Regions from separate parts of the Homo sapiens genome. Here all the other regions are linked to region 2. Evidence: chromatin contacts called from ENCODE Hi-C or POLR2A ChIA-PET data. All regions are on one chromosome and are shown on one strand. Each heading gives the region's core, a stretch centred on a gene start or an enhancer-like site at or near the end of the contact. The rest is flanking DNA. Distances are from core to core; before and after follow the strand shown. Region 1 overlaps FRMD4A (FERM domain containing 4A). Region 2 holds the start of FRMD4A-AS2 (FRMD4A antisense RNA 2). Region 3 overlaps FRMD4A (FERM domain containing 4A).

Region 1 (2,931 bases), core at 416-2,915, 33 kb after region 2:
TAGAAGTGTTAGGAGAGGAGCCTGCGGGTAGGGGAAGTTAAGGAGAGAATGGGAAATGTATTAATGACTTTGTGGTATTGAAATAAAACAGTTCCCTGATTAATTCGTTTCCTCCAATACGACCAAACTCACACCAACACTTTGGCATGCCACAGATCACCCCCAAGAGTGACTCCACAGCCATCAGCCACCATCCCCACCATCCCAGGCAGTGGCAGCCAGGCAGAGGAAGTGGTCCAAGAAACCTCCCTGTCTGCAGTTCAGTTTCTACTCATACTTCTCATAAAGTCATGACCCTGGCCATGAATCTCCCATCCCTGGAAACCCAGAAGGACGCTCTCCCTTCTGGACGCATTCCTCCTCCAGGCATAACTTCCAACACGAAGGTCAGAATGAATGCGAGTCGCCCAGAGCCCCACACCCAGCCCTGGGAAGGGCGATTCCCTCTGGGAATTCTGCCAGCACAATGTTGCCTCAATTTGAAGACAAATTTTAAATTAATAAAGAAAAAAAAAAGCCTCAGACTCTCACGTCTGCCAAAACACACCATTCCCTGAAAGGTTCCTGAAAAGGACTCAGTGATGTACTATAAAGAAAGCGCCAACCTTCCATAGCCTTCTCCAGCTGCGAGACGCAGACTGGCGGGTCCTGGAAAGGTAACAGCTCACAGCCGCCTTCCCGGGGGCAGCGCAGTGTTGTTCTTGGATCGAGAAGACCTTTCAGCTGCCTTACCACCTGTGTATTTCACAGTCTTGCAGTTCCCTAAACCCCTATGAACAACACAGAACGAACAGACCCGTGGCCAACAGAAAACCCTGAGAAAAGTACTGGAAGAAAGAGTGTGGTTGGTTTAAGATAGAAATGATGTGAAGGTTGCAGTGCGTGCCCTGCAGTTTTCAAAGCCTGCATCGCTAAAATCATCACAGGAATAGAAGTGTCCTTGTCAGCTGCTCTTTTCTTTAGCAGAGAATCTCTCAAACAGCCTCAGGCCACAAAATCACTTCCTGAGGAACTCTTGGTAACTGAATGCCTCTCCAAGTAGCAGGGACCCACACACTGGAATTCTGGGGACAGTGAAGTTCATGCTTCTATCCTAGATTCAGCATCCTCTAAAAAAAAAATTAGCATTTTGAGCACCCTCCCCACTTTTTTTTCTGGGATGGTCACTTCATAAACAAACAAATGTGGTTCATTCAGGGAATAGCTACTGAAGCTGCTTTGATCTCTTCTGGCAAATGGTTTCTATTTCTTCACCCTATTCATTCAGATTTCTGCAAGTGACTTGATTCTAAACCCACATCTCTACTATTTAATCTGCATGGACTATTCTGTGCCACTCAGGCACTGAGGAACTTTACGGTTTTCTCCCCTGACCGCACATGAGTAAGAATAAATCATGTGGACTTGGGAACTGCACAGTTGCAGATCAGAATGAGATTCCGTAATGGGGACAGGGTCCCAAGGACTTTCGGAGTGGCAGGGGAGACTCTCTTGCGCCTGGAATAGGAAAAGCCTTTACTTACAAACACATCCATGAGCAGGTGCTCCAGTGTCAGCTCAAAGTCTTCCAGCTTGGCAGCCAAAGTCATGATGAATGTCCCGATTTGCTCTCAGTCCCCGCTGACAGATCAGATCTGCAAACTCCCCAGCTCAGGAAACACCGTCGGCGTCAAATTTGATCACAAGGCAGGGTTGCCACTAATGGGAAGTAGAAACCCTTAAAAGAAAGCAGAACATCGCAGGCTGGACTGCTCGAGCTGTGTAGCCAGAAACTGTACAAGGATATTTTGAAAAAACAAACACCAAACTCTAATAATGGTGCTATGGGATCAGAATGGGCATAAAGCGAGGCCACCAGATGAAGACTGCAGCCACTGCCTTCCCTGTGTAACTTCACAGTCCGAGGTGCTGGCCAAGCGCAGAGAACCTCACCAGTGAGTGAAAGAGAGAAGTGAGATGGGGTGAAAGCAAGAGTGGGGAAAATGGAATAGACTGTCTGACTCTGATATTTATAGGGCCACATGTTTTTGACTCTAGCCCATTTCTCAGTTGATTTCTGACCTTTCATAAATGGCTAAACACACTGGAGTGTATTGTCGAACGGGGGCAGTGGGTCCCACAGAAGTTGGCTGTGACCAATGCTAGGGCAATTCACACAGACACACCATCAATAGTTCTTTGTAGAGAACGTATCAGACCTTGTTTTGTACACGATGACTGAAAAGCACATAGTCTTGTGAAAAACAAGGAAACGAAAGTTGTGAGGGTACTAAATTTTTCCTCAGAATATTATTAGATCCCTCACACTGTCTTTCTTCTCCATCCTATGCACCCCCTCTGCTGCAAGAGTAGATAAACATCAAGGAAAAAATTTAATATCTCGTGTCAATTCCTCAAGCTTCTGCCAGTTACAGAATATCCACGAAATCTTGCAAATGCAGTTTCTCCTTTTCTGCTTCCAAAGTTTGCTTTTTTTTTTTAACTTAAAAATGTTTGGAAATTGTGGTAAAATATACCTCACATAAATTTTGCCATCTTAACTATTTTTAAGTGTACTGTTCCGTAGTGTTAAGTACATTCACCTTGTACTTGGTTCACATTGTACTGGAATAAACAAGATAGACTTGTTTATTTCATCAATGCTCTTCCTGGGATGGACAAGGGATCAGACTGTGGATAACAGCTAGTGTTTCTTATTTAAGGCAGTCTGCTAGTCTCAACAATGACATCACATGATTATTGTCTAAGAAAAATTTTGGGGCCTTAAGGATAGTCACTATTACACCACCATCCATCTCCAGAACTCTTCTCATTTTGCAAAACGGAAACACTGTGACCATTAAACAATAACTCCATTTCTCCCCTCCCACAGCTGCCTGGCCATCATCATTCTACTTAGTGTCTCTATCAATTTGACCACTCTAGGGACCT
Region 2 (3,029 bases), core at 288-2,787:
ACTACCTGGGTTCAAACCCTGGATCTGCCACTGCTGGCTGCGTAACCCTGGACAAATGACTTAATCTCTCTCTATTCTCTGTTTTCCTATTCTAGAAAGTGGGGTTAGGAATAAGAGCCAACCTCAAAGGGCTGCTCTGAGGATCAGAGGAGAAAACAGCTGCATAGATTAAGCACATAGAAAGAGCTCATTAAAGGTACTTTCTATTCTTGGCTGTGCTTCTGGGTCTCAGTAACTTCCCTCTCTGCCTGGATTTGCTCCTGGCCATTTTCTTGGAGAGTGAGACCCATCCAGAGGGGAATGTGGGACAAGGAGGGAGGAGGAAGTAAGGACTGAGAAGGCCCAGAGACGTGCCTTCCTCTTCTTTCCAGGGTCCTGGCCTGTCTTGTCTGTTGGGCGGGTATGCTTCCTTCCTGGCCTTCCTTGTGGAGCATGTCTGGGAGTGTGCTAGGAAATGAGGGAGGAAAATATGTAACTTGATATCTGCTCCTTGACCCTGGCTGACCTGGTTAACTCTCTCCAGGATGGAAGCAAAGCCTGCCCGGGAAACCTTCCATTGCAGGAACATCTCGGCCTGAAGCTGTCATCAGGGAGCAGGATCTGCTTCCCGGACTCTGAGCAGAACAATGGGAGCCCCAGCAGGCTGGCGAGGCTGACAAGCCCTAGGACGGTGACCTCTCCGATCTCCAGATCGGAAACTCAGAAACGTGTAAGTGCCAGAATCCGCATTTGGGAATCTGTTATTTCTCCCTCTGCGAGTCAACCTGATCACCCTGGAAGCCTCACTGTCTCTCAGCCCTTGTTCCCATTTTTCTTTCCATGAACACCGCAATCAGATACGAGATTCCAGTAATGATGGTTCTTGAAAATTAAACAAATCAAAAAGAAAGCCAGCCAAGGTATGGAGTGGGGGACCTCTAAGTTCCCCTGGAGGAGACACTGGGGCCAGGTTCCGAGGTGCATTCGGAGCCAGAATCCCTAATGGAATTGAACAATTATCCTGAAGCTGCTCTCTGAAAGCCGCGGTTTTCCTAAAACACTGTGCTTGGCGTGCCTGGGCTTCTTGGCACTGGCCCATGACCCACAGCAGCAAATCGTTCCCAGGAAGCTATTGTTATTTGTGTATCTGATAGCATTCAGCTGAGTACACTGACAGCAACATTTAGAAAGGAAAAGAAAAAAGAAGCGTAGAGTGAAAAGGACAAAAAGGAGGCTTCCAACATCCTGGTGGGAACAGAAAACCAGCAAAGCCTCTTTTCCAGCCCTTATCCTTGTGAGTTTGGACTCTGCAGAACTGTCATCCCCCAGGCATAGCTGCAGCTTGTATGAAGGTGGGCATCAGGCGCGGAGATTCAGGACAGTGTGCACCTGCTTTCCTCCAACGGGACCCCCTCTGTTCTTCCCAGGAATGCCTGTAAACTGCCACTGCCTCTAGGGGCTGCACCAAGTCCCTGTGTACTCCCAGGACACAATGGAGTGGAATGGAGTGGCTCTGTTCTGTCAGGGCCTAACATTCCAAATGAATTCATTCCCTTCTGGGAAAAAAGAACCACCTTGCTCAGAGCACAATGTTCCCATGTCTTGGCTTACCTTGAAGCATTTTTGATACACCTGTTGGGACAATGCGTTCTGCCAAGAGAAGGGAAGTAGCATACTTTGTTCTATTTTTTACTCTCAATGGGCTACGTTTCCATTGTGTTGGTTTCCCTTACAGAAAGTAACACACACAGAAGAGAAGGTTATAGGATTCCATGCTGCTTGGCAAAGGCACAAAATATGTGCACATATTTACATGGAATATGAGGGTAAACTAGAAAATTAAGGGTAATCTAAAATAGAAAAAAAGAAGAAAACAATAAGTTAAAAGTATGAAAAGACATCCAGAATGAGCAAGTTACTGAGGTTGTGCCTCAACTTTAGCTTGAGTTTCCTGGCAGCAAAGGTAAAAAGGTAAGTACATTGAATCACATACTTCTTATTATCTTCTAAAAGGAATTAACGGAGTGGAATATATAAAAAGCACTGAATAACATAAGGAACAAGATCTTCAATGGTCATTTTGAAAAAGCCTCAGAAGCGTGCTTATAGATGTTTCTTCTGCTGGCTTTCTCAGCAAGATGATACTAAGATACCATCCTAACCACCTCATCTCTGCCTATAGCCCAGGCTATGCCTAGACATGCCTGGAGCTATGCCAGTGGTTCAAGGGGTTTCTACAAACACTTGCTTCTACCTTTGCTTTAAATTGGTTTCTTCTCCTCTGATTTCTCTGGTCTCCACCTGTTTCTTGATTCTCCAGCTATATTTGACACATCTAACCGGATTCATGAGTCTTTAGCCTGTCTGTGGGTTGGCTTGCAGGCTCACTGACCCCAGCAAACTCCCATGCCTGGCCTTGGGTCCTGCCCACCCACCTCCATGTCCTGCCTAAGTCTCGGGTCACATGGCCAGCCCCAGTCCAGGCCAAGAATAGGTTGCTGCTCATTCAAAACAAAATGACACTAAACATCAGCCCTCAATAGAGAGGAATTAAATCTTAACTTTGTAAAATAATTTCAGCAGGGAGTTGAGAAAATACAGCATAACTATGTTGATATTTGATTATTTAATTTAATAAAGATCTAGTGTAGGCCAGGCATGGTGGCTCGCACCTGTAATCCCAGCACTTTGGGAGGCCAAGACACGCGGATCACCTGAGGTCAGGAGTTCAAGACCAGCTTGACCAAATGGTGAAACCCTGTCTCTACTAAAAATACAAAAATTAGCCAGGCATGGTGGCGCATGCCTGTAATCCCAGCTACTTGGGAGGCTGAGGCAGGAGGATCGCTTGACCCCCGGTGGCAGAGGTTGCAGTGTGCCAAGATTGTGCCATTGCACTCCAGCCTGGGCAATAGAGTGAGACTCTGTCTCAAAAAAAAAAAAAAAAAAAAAAAAAAGGATTTAGTGTAAAGAGATTAAAGTAATGACTAGCCAACATATCCATTGATCTGCTTCTCTTGCGTGTCCTATGTCCCTACAAAACTTTGGGC
Region 3 (2,956 bases), core at 415-2,914, 46 kb before region 2:
GATTCTCACAGGAGCACGAACCCTGTTCGTGAACTGTGCTTGCCAGGGATGTAGGCTGCATGCTCCTTATGAGAATTCAATGCCTGATGATTTGTCACTGTCTCCCATCACCCTCAGGTGGGACCATCTAGTAGCAGGAAAACAAATTCAGGGTTCCCACTGATTCTACATTATGTTGAGTTGTAGAATTATTTCATTATATATTTCAATGTAATAATAATAGAAATAAATGTAATGTGCTTAAATCATCCTGAAACCATCCCCCAACCTCAGTCCTTGGAAAAATTGTCTTCCATGAATCAGGTCCCCGGTGCCAAAAAAGTTGGGGACCACTGGGACCATACACCCTTCAACAGAACATGACAGGTCTGCATAAGATTCAAGGTGTTTTCCCTGACATTAGATAGAAAACTCTTCTGTTATATATTTGTAGCTATTTCTGCATACTAATGCTGCCTCATTTGCTGACTTATCATTCTGAAAGTTCCTTCCGTAAAAAAGAAAGGCTTAAAAAATACATTCTAATGATACGTGCCTTCTCTGTCTGTGCACACAGTGTCAGATAGAAAGCAACTTCTTATCCTTCCAATGAAGAACACGGAATAGCTGAGTCTTTGCCAGACATAGCCTGATGGGAACCCTGTGGTGTGGCCCTCTTCATGGGGAGTTCAGTGTGATCAGGTTGAGCCATATTTATGTGATGTCACCTAGGCAGGGATTAACACTGGCTTTACGTGGACATCTCCTATTCCAGTGATCGCCCCTCCGGTCTCTCCACCAGCAACAGTACAATGGGAGTAACAGAGAAATAGACCCAGGCCTGGTGGGAGGTTGGAAGGCACTAAGCCAGCCGGACTAGTGCCAAACTTAGAAACAAAAGGGAAGAAGTTGAGTGAATGAACAGGGGCATAAAAAGGAAGGGATTTCTTTGGTAGGTATGACAAAAACAACCAAGTCCATATCTTAAATATTTTCTCTCCAGTAAAATTTTAATGTCACTTTGGGATAGGGTCTGTATGGTTAGTCTTCTTCTAAACCTGGGTCCAGCTGCTTGGTTTTGTCATGTGATTTTTTTTAAGTAATGGTGAATTTGTAATAGGTTTCTTTCTTCTCTTTCTCTCCTATGACAGACCGGGGAAAGGGGCTTACAACCAGAATGCTATCAAATCCTTTATGAAACATTTGGGGCTAATTACCCTTGCTGGAAGTCTCAGGATTTTTTTCCTTGCAGTTTTTTTTTCCATTTTAATGGAACACAGTTCAAGTCTCATAAATGCTTAAATATGTAGTCGTAAAGTTTCAGATGTCTCATGGGCACCGCTGTCTGCAAATCTACCAGGCAGGGCTCTGCAGAGGTTCAAATTCGAACTGGTTTCCGCCTCTCACAAAGTGTGTTATATAAGCTGGGCTGGGAGAATTTACATGCTCCATGCGGCCATTTAATAAAGCTCACTTGATTATAGAGCCAGGGTCACCCCAGGAAATCTTGCCACCTCCCCATTTAAACAGTGAGAGGGAACTATGCATTTGGCTGTTGTTGCTTTCTCCTGATCCAGTTATCCCCAGGAAGTGATCCTTCATTTCCTTGCTCATGACTGCAGGCTTCAAGGAAGAAGCCAGACCAGGCCAGGGTCAGAGGCCCCAGTTTCAACTTCCTCTGGCTGCAAACAAAGCCATCAATCAGAGCACAGGCATTATTTACACATTCCCTAGGAGTTGCCTTCTTGCGTCTCAGAGCAATGCACCAGCACGTAGTTAGGGAAGTAAAAAACAGGACTGCCCCTCTGTGGAATAATTATGGACTTCACAACTATGAGTTGGGATCAAAAGGGGGACAATCAAGGGATGCCACTGGTTTATGTCCCTTTCCTGACCCAGATGCCTGGGGAGAGCCAGTGAAGTCAGAGGCACATGCAAGTTCTTCCTGCACCTCAGAGCTAGGAGAATGAACTCTGCTGGACTCTTTAGGCAGATGCTTCCCTGAACGCAAGAATCTTTCTGATGCCCTGAGGGCTAAGGCTAGAACCAGGAAGTTGAAAGAGGTGCTCGTTACTCAGAATCCCTGTCCCTACCTCAGCCATATTGTCAACCAAGTCAGCGAACGCTAGAGACTTCAGGAGGAGAAGGGAGTGTTTTCTCACCATAAAAAAAATTCTAGGTGCTCCTATGTCATCGTCACTTGTTTATTTACCTAATGCAACTTTCCCAAGTCATGTACATGTGTCTTTTAGACACTGAACACATCCCACTCCCTTGGGTCAGTCTGGAAACTCTGGTGTAGACTCGGCCACCAACTCACATTTTAGTGATCCTTTACCTTGGGAAAATTGCCCAATCTTTTCTTTTTTTCTCATCTTTGCTTTCACATCTTCCAAATTCCACTTCTGTTCTTTTACTCGCCTTCTCCTTGCCAAGTGATTGGTCCACTGAAGACCAGCATGGCCAGCCTATAAAGGTTGTAAAGAAAGAACTGGCAAGGTAAGGTGTGTGTCAAATGGGTGATGTGTTCTGTCTGTGTGTCTGTCTGTCTGTCTCCATGTGTCTATCTCTCGATGCCTGTCCTATACCTGGCTGAGTGCTGTGAGCTGGCCATGCTTCAATAAACAGCAGACTTGACCTCGGGGAGCTTATGGCACAAAGAAGAGGAAGGCAGACATGGGACAAATGATTATAGACAAGAGGAGCGCTCATATGGGGAAGCTTGGGAGGCTTCAGGAAGGTACCTGAGCTGTAGGACTTCAGAGAGGAGATTGTTGTGGGTTATGTAAGGTCATCACAGAAACCTTCCATCAAGGCATGTCTGAAAGGCTGGGTAGGAATCTAACCACCTGAAAGGAAGAATTGCATTAGCCTGCAGCCTTCCAGGCTACGGACACTTCAGGTAGGAAAGCGGAGACCTGAGTGTCCCAGGGGTTTTGGGGACAAGGAATAGAGCAGTTGACTACGTGGATGCTAT

What was found. A loop is a pair of places that touch in the nucleus more often than their neighbours do. ChIA-PET counts read pairs that join two places held with the same protein, here RNA polymerase II (POLR2A). Pooled maps may share reads with other maps.
Region 1: a pooled map shows a loop between it and region 2 (1.9-fold over the local background). The contact joins the enhancer-like site here to the promoter of FRMD4A-AS2 in region 2. A Hi-C loop is called at or near these places in 4 of 168 maps with a recorded cell type or tissue (CD4-positive, alpha-beta T cell, CD4-positive, alpha-beta memory T cell, naive thymus-derived CD4-positive, alpha-beta T cell and 1 more), 1 of 37 single-sample maps with no recorded cell type and 6 of 50 pooled maps. POLR2A ChIA-PET finds 5 or more read pairs at or near these places in 8 of 52 experiments (A673, AG04450, GM12878 and 5 more).
Region 3: a map of endothelial cell of umbilical vein shows a loop between it and region 2 (4-fold over the local background). The contact joins the enhancer-like site here to the promoter of FRMD4A-AS2 in region 2. A Hi-C loop is called at or near these places in 3 of 168 maps with a recorded cell type or tissue (GM12878, endothelial cell of umbilical vein and ovary), 2 of 37 single-sample maps with no recorded cell type and 7 of 50 pooled maps. POLR2A ChIA-PET finds 5 or more read pairs at or near these places in 6 of 52 experiments (BJ, OCI-LY7, WTC11 and 3 more).

Annotation. Positions count from the first base shown.
Region 1 is chr10:14,022,831-14,025,761 of GRCh38, forward strand. All of the region lies in intron 2 of FRMD4A (FERM domain containing 4A), which reads right to left. Among named protein-coding and RNA genes, the nearest start is that of FRMD4A-AS2, 33 kb to the left of the region's middle. Within about 2 kb of position 1,666, at least 4 of the 41 ENCODE cell types and tissues checked have a DNase peak (open chromatin) inside an H3K27ac peak, as active enhancers do.
Region 2 is chr10:13,990,043-13,993,071 of GRCh38, forward strand. FRMD4A-AS2 (FRMD4A antisense RNA 2) reads left to right here and starts at 1,538. Exons shown (of 3, transcript NR_199003.1): 1 at 1,538-1,950. The region is part of intron 2 of FRMD4A (FERM domain containing 4A); the gene reads right to left.
Region 3 is chr10:13,944,272-13,947,227 of GRCh38, forward strand. All of the region lies in intron 2 of FRMD4A (FERM domain containing 4A), which reads right to left. Among named protein-coding and RNA genes, the nearest start is that of FRMD4A-AS2, 46 kb to the right of the region's middle. RefSeq lists an enhancer at 1,710-2,210. Within about 2 kb of position 1,665, at least 5 of the 41 ENCODE cell types and tissues checked have a DNase peak (open chromatin) inside an H3K27ac peak, as active enhancers do; they include endothelial cell of umbilical vein, where a contact is called at or near this core.